Linked DNA regions of Homo sapiens: region 2 is linked to region 1. The links are chromatin loops, found by intact Hi-C in ENCODE. Cell type or tissue: A673. All regions are shown on one strand. Each heading gives the region's core, and the rest is flanking DNA. Links, peaks and the distances in the headings are about the cores only. Region 1 has its middle 130 kb from the start of LINC02628. Region 2 has its middle 85 kb from the start of NRP1.

The links. A loop is a pair of places that touch in the nucleus more often than their neighbours do. Peaks named below come from ENCODE experiments on the same cell type or tissue, not always from the same donor. Only the 100,000 strongest peaks of a DNase experiment are listed, where the experiment ranks them.
Region 2: a loop joins it to region 1, with 2.9 times the contacts of the local background. A loop is called at or near these places in 1 of 110 quality-filtered maps.

What each region holds. Positions count from the first base shown.
Region 1 is chr10:33,472,425-33,477,808 of GRCh38, reverse strand. No RefSeq gene overlaps it. Among named protein-coding and RNA genes, the nearest start is that of LINC02628, 130 kb to the left of the region's middle. In A673, for the core only: no CTCF peak of the experiment used is centred there; no DNase peak of the experiment used is centred there.
Region 2 is chr10:33,416,536-33,421,919 of GRCh38, reverse strand. No RefSeq gene overlaps it. Among named protein-coding and RNA genes, the nearest start is that of NRP1, 85 kb to the right of the region's middle. In A673, for the core only: no CTCF peak of the experiment used is centred there; a DNase peak (open chromatin) is centred at 2,389.

The DNA.
Region 1 (5,384 bases), core at 241-5,240:
GTAGTGCTTACATGGTTTATACCTAACCACAGGTGAGAATTTATAGTCTAAGTGAAAGTATTAGGTTGGTGCAAAAGTAATTGCCATCAAAATTAATGGCAAAAACCACAATTACTTTTGCATCAACCTAAATAGTTAGCCAGCAAACTGAAAGCTGGATGTTGGTTCATTTCTCCTTTCTGTACATGACATAACTTGTTTACTTTTTCTTGTCTCATTTAAAGAAAATGTCCCCTATCCCATCCCCCTCTTCCCCAAATCCTTATCTCTCTGTACTAAACAAAGCAAACTTCAATTTCTACTTTTTACATCCCTACCCCATCCGTATCTCAACCCCCTTTTAATTTTATTTTCATAATTTAGTCATCACTAGAACCACAGCTTTTCTCCTGGTAGATTACGTTTTTTCAGAAACTCCTCACGGACTTTGGCTAATTCCAAACTCACTCATTTCTTTTTCTCCACTTAACAATCGATATTTGTAAATACTTTCAGATTTTTATCTCTGTTATTTTCCAGACCATTTCATGGAAGGAAATTGGCATTTTGATCTGAGTTTTTTCGATATGGAATTGAGAGGAACTCAGAAGTAATAATCTTATTCAAGAAACACAGGGCTCAATTGCAAAAATTAATTAAAGCTATCATGTCCTCTCTTTAGTCATTCAGCTGTGACTGGGTTTAATGACCTGGTGTCTGCCATTGGCCACGGTCCTGGAAATGCGTTAAGGGAACAGGAATATTCTTGCTGTGTCAAGCTGTAGGACAAAGTGCTTGGGGAAAAGGAGGCAGGGCTGTGTGGCAGTAGATTTGGAGTGGCCAGCATTAGGAACTGTTCAAATTTCCCTGCATGAGATTTGTTGGTGGGCAGGGAGTATTGGTGAAGTTCGAAGTCCGACTACTCGAAATGACTACTTTGGATCATTGTCTGGAAGACATAGAGAATAATGATTAAAAATACAAGCTTTTGGCCTGGCGCAGTGGCTCACGCCAGTAATCTCAGCACTTTGAGAGGCCGAGGCGGGCGGATCACGAGGTCAGGAGTTCGAGACCATCCTGGCTAATACGGTGAAACCCCGTCTCTACTAAAAATACAAAAAATTAGCCGGGCATGGTGGCAGGCGCCTGTAGTCTCAGCTGCTCGGGAGGCTGAGGCAGGAGAATGGCGTGAAACCGGAAGGCGGAGCTTGCAGTGAGCCGAGATCGCGCCACTGCACTCCAGCCTGAGCAGCAGAGCGAGACTCCGTTTCAAAAAAAAAAAAAAAATACAAGCTTTTAAGCTGGGCTTGGTGACTCACACCTGTAGACCCTGCTACTACTCAGGTTGAGGCAGGAGGATCTCTTGAGTCCAAGAGTTCAAGGTGACACTGCACTCCAGCCTGGGCGACAGAGTGTGACCTTGTCCTGAAAACAAAAACAAACAGGCCGGGCACAGTGGCTCACGCCTGTAATCCCAGCACTTTGGGAGGCCGAGGCGGTGGATCACTTGAGGTCATGAGATCGAGACCATCCTGGCTAACACGGTGAAACCCTGTCTCTACTAAAAATACAAAAAATTAGCTGGCATGGTGGCGGGTGCCTGTAGTCCCAGCTACTCCGGAGGCTGAGGCAGGAGAATGGCGTGAACCCGGGAGGAGGAGCTTGCAGTGAGCCCCGAGATCGCGCAACTGCACTCCAGCCTGGGCGACAGAGTGAGACTCCGTCTCAAAAAAAAAAAAAAAAAAAAAAAAAAGCAAGCTTTGAAATCACACAAATGTAGGCTTGACCTGTGACTCTTACCACTTGTAACCCATGTAATTCTTGATTAGTAAGTTGCATAAATTCCCTGTACCTCGATTTCTTGCTCTGTAAAATGGCTTAATGGCACCTACCTGAAGCCGCAGTTAGAAGGATTAAATGAGGTAAGGTGTATAGTGCTAATTCATAAAGACAGATTAATCAAGGATGAGTATTATCACTATTACCTTTATGGTTGTTACCTTATTTCTTAGTCCATTCAGTACTTTTGCAGAATTAGTCAATTATATCCCAATTCTGAGAATGCCATCTCCCACGACTCACCAAATCTCATGGGAACTTCTACCTTCTACAATTGAACTCTGCAGTAGAAGAGGACAAAACCCTGGCTGTGAAGGGAATAGCCAATGCACACACATGGATGGCCGAGGACATTTCTGGCTTCTGTTATCTCTCCAAGTCTAACATTTGGTAGGATCACCCCCACGGACTCCACAGTCCCGTTCCTCTGCCATAGGACAGAGAAACTAGTAATAGTCTGGTCCCAAGAGTGTCCAGCAAGGTCCTGCAAGGATATTCCAAAGTCTAATGGCCTTTTTGGAGAGATCCTCTGGTCTTTGTTGATTATTCGGAGTTAAGAGTTCGTGGCTCTTAGTAATAGTGGTGGTAATAGTCACTGAAGATTCTCTTGTTCCTGTAGTTTTTGATAATTTAATTGGCATCATTGGTGCAGCATCTCAGGGAAGGTACCCACGCTTCAAGGCAAGAGGCATTTTCAAGGATAGTGGCCTTGGGCTGTCCCATCTTTTAGGTAAGTTAGGGAAATTCAATATCCCAGTCAAAGGCAGCTGAAATAGGAAAGCAATGTTCCATGCCAGCTGAGGTCCCTTAATGGACAGTGAAAAAATGAGGAAGGCAGGAGAAGGGATGATAATAAGTATCAAACTTAAATAAACTGGAATATTAGAGCACAACTTCATTCTGCTCTTCATTTTTCACTGAACCAGGTCACCCCTTCCTAATTATGACGGAAAACTATTCAACCATGGAATTACCACAGCATTTAAAGACTGTTGCGTTTAGGGGCTGCCATTGTCCTGTAAAAATCTGCATGTGGAATTGAGCTCTAAGCCAAGGATATTTGACCTCTACTGTACCAAGGGCTCCATTTGCAATCTCCCAGAAGCCCAGTGGTGGTACCTGATTTGCATGGCTATTTACATAAATCTACATATGCATAGTTTGCAAGTTTGGATCATGAGTTGATTATGTCTTGTTTGCTCTAAAAGTTTACAATTAAAAGTAAGGGTGAAGGTCATAGCTATTCAAAGGAGAAAACATTTGTTGTCCAAGGAATTTAAGAGTCTCTTCCTGAATATGCCTTTTACATATGAGGATACAGTCGCTTCTCATCCTTTTAGATAACTAAGGTCAAGTGTAGTACATATGAGGATGTAACTAAAACTCAAGTTCTTTGGGAACTGAAAAGCCCTTTGACACTAACTGTGGTCAGTATTCTGACTTCTGCTTCTGCAAGGCCATAATGTCTTGTCTTACAGGAATGAGAATCTATCAATTGAAGGTTGAATATTCTTTTAAAAATATTATTATTATAGACTGAACACTTGCCCACAAAGTAAGAACTTACAACCTACCACACGTAGATCACCTGCCACACATTAAATAATTAGAGAAAAATAGAAGAGAAACTTTAGGTTTCCTGGCCCTCCCTATCATTTGGGAATTCGAGGCTGGATTCCATTCTAACTAAAGTCACCCCTGAGGATTCACTCTTATGTCTCAACTCCACCCCACCCCTGACATCAGGTGGCCAGTTTTTAGTTTTTTCTAATATGAGAGATTTACATGGGATTTTTTCTTTAACACAAGAGTCTTCCCTTGCCTTTGTGTCATTTTCTGGAAGAGATAGGACATAGTAATTTTAAGAATACAAGGTTTGAAATCACACAAATGTAGGCTTGAATTCTAACTCTACTACTTGCACCCTGTGTAATTTTGATTGTAAATTTCCTTAAATTCCTGTGTCTTGGCTTTCTGCTCTGTAAAACGGCTTAAAGGTACCTACCTCAAACAGTAATTAGGAGGATTAAAGGAGATAATGTGTATAGTGCTGATTCATAAAGAGAACTCAATCAGGGATGAGTGTTATCACTATTACGTTTATGCTTGTTACTTTGTCTTTTAGTCAATCCAATAGTTTTGCAAAATTAGTCAGTTTTATTCTAATCCAAAGAATGTCACCTCCCACTGCTCACCATATAGATTAGAAACTTCTACCTCGCCAATAATGGTAACAATTTTTTTGGCCTCTGAATAGTAATCTTATTTTTTATGTTAAGAAATCATTTTTAAAGGACTTAGACTACATTTCCATAGAGCAGAACTCTGGAAATTTCTATGACATGATCCCACTTCTCCTGCATGATCACCTCTCCTTCTCTGACATTTCTCCATGACTGAATATGGAACTCTTTCCCACTGTCTCTCACAGGGTTCAGAGCTGGGATCCTTCTTCATCCTTTAGTATGAGGGCACTCTCATGGTGTTTTCTTCATCTTGTAGAATTGGTAGAGTTATTGGACCTATTATTGTGTACTGACCCTAAACTCCCCAAAACAAGTTTTTCCCATCAATTTTTTGGCTTAACTAACCAGGAACTGTCAAAATGAAGTTTTAGTGTATTTCTCACTGTCCGAAATGGTCTTCTATGTAAATGGAAGAACCAGAAGCATGCCATGAGATTCCAGAATTCCTAAGGAAGAGTGTTCAGATTATAGCCTTTCTAGACTCTGATTTATATTGTAAGATAGACTTTAGGTACAGTAGATCCTTGAGATTTGCCAGAGATACAAACTAAGAAACTTGAAAATTCCAAAGTTTATGTTCAGATGTTACTGCATGCACAAAGATGCGTAGAGAACAACAAATCCTCATTAAACTGTAGATGTTCAACAGTGGCCTAGTTTCTCTCACCAGGAAGTGATTTCCTCCTGCATGTCATGGGATCTAATTCATGCCCAACAAAAGTAAAAATAATTGAAATCTCTTGCAAACAGTTGAAAGTATGGATGTTAGATCTATAAATTCCAAAATTCTGCTTTATTGAAGGGGTTTTTCAAAGGTGAAAATTATTTAATTTCAATATGGTGGGACTTAGGTTATGCCTTGAAATAGGTTAGGGCATGAAACCAAAAAAAAAAAAAAAAGGGCAGTGTGCATGGAACAATACAGCGAAGATAGAGGAAAGAAAAGAGTGGGATAGAGAATGGTGCTGAAATGGACCTCAGGAATAGAGTTTACTTTCTGAAGCTCTCATTTGGCATAAACCATTCTAGTGCTCAACAATTATTTTATTCTCCAGATTTCATATAGATAACTAGCCAGAAATTCAAATAATAAAGTTTAAATTCATCCTCTAGTGTTCCTAGCAGAGCCAGATCAGCATACTTGTACTAGGTGTGGAGTAGACATTCAATTATATGACAATGGTGGCAATCAGTCATCAACCTCTGTGTAAATGTTACGTGTGTAGATTGTTATGAAATTATTTTTCAGCCTCTGTCCTTCAGAATTAAGCATTTCAGTGCCTTTTAATCTTTTTTCCTGGGTTTCATTTTCTACTTGTT
Region 2 (5,384 bases), core at 215-5,214, 56 kb after region 1:
TGAAATTGCTGGAACATTCCTATGGTTTGTGGGAAGACTTGATAATATATTTGAAATCAAGTGTGGCTTAGAAAACCAGAAGGTATATTTGCCCAAAGAGGTCACACACAGAGACCTTCCCAAATAGGAGATGATCTTCAGGGAATCGTTACCTCCCACCCAAAGAGAAGAGCCTCCATGAGATTTTCTAGGAATAGATGCCAGATCTTTGCTCTCTGCAGAGTATATATCCCTATAATTCAACTCTATTTAAAATTCCACTCCACCCAGTAATTAGCTATTGAGTACTTTCTTCATCCCAGACCTATGCTACCTGTCATGGAGGAAAAAAATTTTTTTTTTAATAAATAGCAGTTGTTTTTAGTATTTTGAAATCATAATCCCTGAAAATCCTTACCTCCTGGCAAAAATGCCACACCTCGTATGGAACAACATTAAAAAAGATTTTTGAGAGGAATAGCTGCTGAAATATTTGGGCATTAAGATAGCTCGATCTTTCATTTGGCTTAATTTTCAAAGTTATCTGGCTTTCTTAATGACTTAAAAATAATGATTTTTCTTCCTGCTTACAAAGTAATTCAAATTTAAAATAAGGCCACAGCATGCAAGTAGAAAATGAACACCATTCAAGAAATCACCACCTGCTGGGACCCCCTTGAGTCTTTTTCCCCGTATATATGTGGAGAAGAGGGTGACGGAGAAAAGGGGGTGGAGGTTAATGGAGGTAAACAGATTTGTTTCTCTTGATGATCTTCAAATCTTGCTTTTCTCTCTGGATCAGTATCTGGGACATTTATTTAAATTCCAGCATCCCCAGGCCCCCACCATGAGACCCAAATGGTTATTTTCTTGAATCTCAGAAATGTTTGATGCCGCTTCAGCAATAGGCTTGCGCATCTGTGCCTCTTGAAGCTATCTATTATGTTCACTTCTAGATTATTGATCATTTTATTTATCAATTCCCTGCTCATATGAACCTCTAGTCCTAGTACACAAATCAGAATCAGGAACTTCCCTTCCTGTGGAATCTTCTTGCATCGATTCTGCCTTTAGCTGCTGATAAGAATAGGATAGGGGTTGCCTTTGTTTCTCCAGAAAAAGGAGAGGTGGCCCTGGCCATCTGGGTGTCATTTACTCCAAACATTTACCTCTGATTCTCTAGACATTTCGCCCATTTTCTTTTTCTTTCTTTCTTTCTTTCTTTCTTTCTTTCTTTCTTTCTTTCTTTCTTTCTTTCTTTCTCTTTCTTTCTCTCTCTCTCTTTCTTTCTTTCTCTCTCTCTCTTTCTTTTCTTTCTTTCTTTCTTTTCTTTCTTTCTTCTTTCTTTCTCTCTCTCTCTTTTTCTTTCTTTTTATTGGGTGGGAGAGGGGGCTGAGTCTCATTCTGTCACCCAGGCTGGAGAGCAGCGGTGTCATTTTGACTCACTGCAACTTTAGTCTCCTGGATTCAAGCGATTCTCCTGCCTTAGCCTCCCGAGTAGCTGGGACTACAGGCATATGCCACCATGCCCAACTAATTTTTGTATTTTTAGTAAACACGGGGTTTCACCATGTTGGCCAGGCTGGTCTCAAACTCCTGAACTCAAGTGATCCACCCACCTCGGCCTCCCTAAGTGCTGGGATTATAGGTGTGAACCACTGCTCCCAGCCTCCTCCATTTTCTTTGCAGCGCTTGTCTATTTCTTCTCATCCTTTCTTCCTCTGTCACACTGTTTTCACCACTTCCTCTGTACTTTCAAAATCAGCCCTCTGTTTGCCTTGCCCAAATCTTGTCTCCCTTCTATTCTGCCTTCCCTGTAGTTATTTGTAAAGTTTCATTCGTGTTGACATGTGAAAATTCTGACTTTTGTCCTATGTTGTATCTGTGAGCTCTCCTTATCCTCCCCATTATCTCCTTACTATAATCACCAAAGATTTATTCCTTTAATTTATAAAAAGCAGATTCTACAAGCCTCATGAATCAACCGAATGCTCTGGAAGGTACACAGGTGTAGAGGCACTGAAAACAAAATCTGGATGATACAGCCGTCTGCTAAACTCCCAGGTAATCGTACTCATGTTCTTCATGTTTTCACCTCCAGTGAAATTTGGCCCTGAAGACATTTCTTCTACATTTGTGGAGTAAACGGAGTCATCCCATGGGTATAGCAATCCCCTCTGCCCTCGATTTCCTAGACACATCCTCCCCTAAGTCTTGACTTTTAAATGTTTCTCCTCATACATCAAATAACCAACCTAAAAATGAACCCTGTTTGTTTCCTTTTTAAGACACCTTCTTTCCCTTCCTGACTGTCAATAACACCTCCCCGCCTCCCAAACCTGGGGGCTTGCAATCATCTATTATTCCTCCATTTCCTCCTCTGGCCACACTCATTCCCACGGGACCCTCACTCCACTTCCTGAACAGAAATCTTACAAACCGAGTGCTTTCTTTCTCACTTCCACTGTGTCTCTAGTTTAGGCTGAAATAATTTCCTGCTGAATCTGGATAGGACTCCAGCTTCCTCCTCCTAACTCTCCTGCTTATCTCTTCTCATTCTTAGGAATCTAAAAAGCTCACTATCAAAATTATTTTCTTTTCTCAGCCCCTGCCATACTCTTCACCCCCTCAGATGTATTCCATTCATGTGGGTTTTTTTTTTTCTCTTTTTGATTTCCAGATGGATTTTTCATCTCTCAATATAAAATTCAGCGTTTCACAATATTTGTGTGACCCTCCTTTTTATATAAAATGCTTTATATCACAGTATCTGGGTAACCTACCTTTTTATCTCATCTTCTGCTACTCTTTATCCTCCATACCCACCTTGCTATTAGCAACTGGCTCTCACAGACCTCCTATGACGGTGTCTTTAACTTCAAGATTCATTTCATTTTAATGCTTTTTTTTTTTTTTTTTTTTTAGATGGAGTCCCGCTTTGTCGCCCAGGCTGGAGTGCAGTGAGACGATCTCAGCTCACTGCAACCTCCACCTCCCAGGTTCACACCATTCTCCTACCTCTGCTCCCGAGTAGCTGGGACTACAGCCGCCCATCACCACACCAAGCTAATTTTTTATATATATATTTTTTAGTAGAGACGGGGTTTCACCATGTTAGCCAGGATGGTCTCGATCTCCTGACCTCATGATCTGCCCGCCTCGGCCTCCCGAAGTGCTGGGATTACAGGCGAGAGCCACCGTGCCCAGCCCATTTTAATGCATTTTAACTTAAGGCTTGAGCACTATGTTGTACAGATCCTATGCACTATACATCCCCTTCCGGAACAGTTTTGTTACAAATAACAAAGAAAGATGCGTTAGACTTTGTTACTACATGGCAAACGATTTCTAAACACTTCTTGTTTTGAATCACGACAAGCCTGGCCACAAGACATCATGGTTACAATTACATTAAGAATACTTTATGACCTTGGACATGAAATGGGAAGTGGGACAGCCCTAGAGTAGCCTTGAGGAAATGTTGTGTTCTGGAAACTGCTGTGGGGAAAACATGAAACATTTCCTAAGACCCAGGTAAAAGCAGAAACAAGAGAAAATCTGCCTCAGCTGTTTCCCAGGGAGTTTTCATGCACTGAAAACCATGAGTGTCTCTGTGCTCACTTAATGGAGAAGGTGCTTGGAGACCTTGGGATAATTTGTCTAACTTTGATGGAGTTGGATTGGTGCCTGATTGAAGCACAAGGACTGTGGGCCCGGCAGCCTGCTTTCTGAATTCTCTCCCTTGGTCTTGGATATTGTCTTGGTGGTGTTTGCAATAATACTTCAGCTGGAAGATCATTTTGGATCTTATAACTACAAAACCCTGTCTAACTTTAAAACTCTTGTATTCATAATAATCAATATGGTGCATTGACTTTCTCCCCACCTCTTAGGTATTATCGTGTCCTTTAATGCAAAGATGCATCAAAATGGCTGATGCTGTACATCCGTCACGATTTAATGCTCTTGTTTTAAATGTGACTTCCTGGAAGAGACTGTTCGAATGCTGCCCCAAGCTGGTCCCCCTCAGACCACTCCTGGGAACTCTGTCACAGTTGCTTGCACGGTTTTACCTCTTGGATTTTAATACATATTAGCAAAATCTAAATGAGATTTTTTCATTGAGCTAATTTCAATTTCTTCCTTAAGATAGGCAGGAAAAGCAGCATGAGGTTTTGCCAGCTGCAGCTTCAGCGCTTTGATGGAAGGATGCAAGCTCACTCTTTATCTCTTTATGGATCACAAAGGCCTGGACTAATTAGTACTTATTAGAAAGCCGATTAGAAATACATTTTATTTCTCCATGTGGTGTAAATGGAACATGCCGAGGCTGGCTGTGGACGGAGATGTAGTCTACAGTACTATTGCAGACGTGGGGCCTGCAGAGCTCCACATGTACAGTTGGGGACGTTCACCAGATAGCTCTGGGAGCATGAGATTCTCTTTCTTTAACCCTAACAGGATCCAATGCTATGCAAGTGCTAGTATCTACATGCTTTGGACAATGAATACCTTTTCCTAATTTTGATCTACTATTCCTTCTATATTTGATCTAATTTCTTTTCTATTGCATTTCCTTTTCATTCTCATTTTCTTCATTCTCAACCTGGTACATTCTGGATTTTGTTTAATTGATGACAGACACCAACACTTATACACATGCATCATCTATTTTTGAGAACCCTCCATCTTCTTCTCTAAGAATCTCCCTATTCGGTTATCCAAAAGTACACAATTAAGGTTGATATATCTCCCCTACCCCTTTAGACATTCCATCCTATACTGACCTTAGCTGTGCTCCTAATTTTTTCCCAAAGAGTCTGCTGACAATTAACTTAGCTGATGAATGCAAAGAATGTAGGTACATATTCCTCTACAAATTTTCCGTTCACCCAATAGATATTAGAATGCTAATGACTATTAAATATACAATTTATTATATATCCTAAGTATGCATGTATGTATCCATCCATCTGTCCATGCATCCATCCATCCATCGATCATCCATCCATCATCCATCCATCCATCCACCATCCATCCATTCATCCGTCATCCATCCATCCATCCTTTATCCATCTATCCATCATCCATCCAACTAGCCACTATCCGTTTTTTCTCCTATATACAAATTGTAATAGCAACCTATCTCCTTATTTGGCTTGGGAGATTGAGAGTGAGATGCCTTTTCCCGTGAAATACTTTCTTTTGATTCAGACTCAAGTACGTAAGCCATTTCTGGCCCTCCACTCATGACAGGAATCTGCAGGCATTTATATATGTGCCACCTCTCTTGTTATTAGACTAAATGCTTCTTACTAGCCAGCACTGTGCCCATTTTGAAATGGTTATCATAAGCTCAGTAATCTCCATGTGGACAAAAGATAGTTGCTAATTGTCCAAAGTAC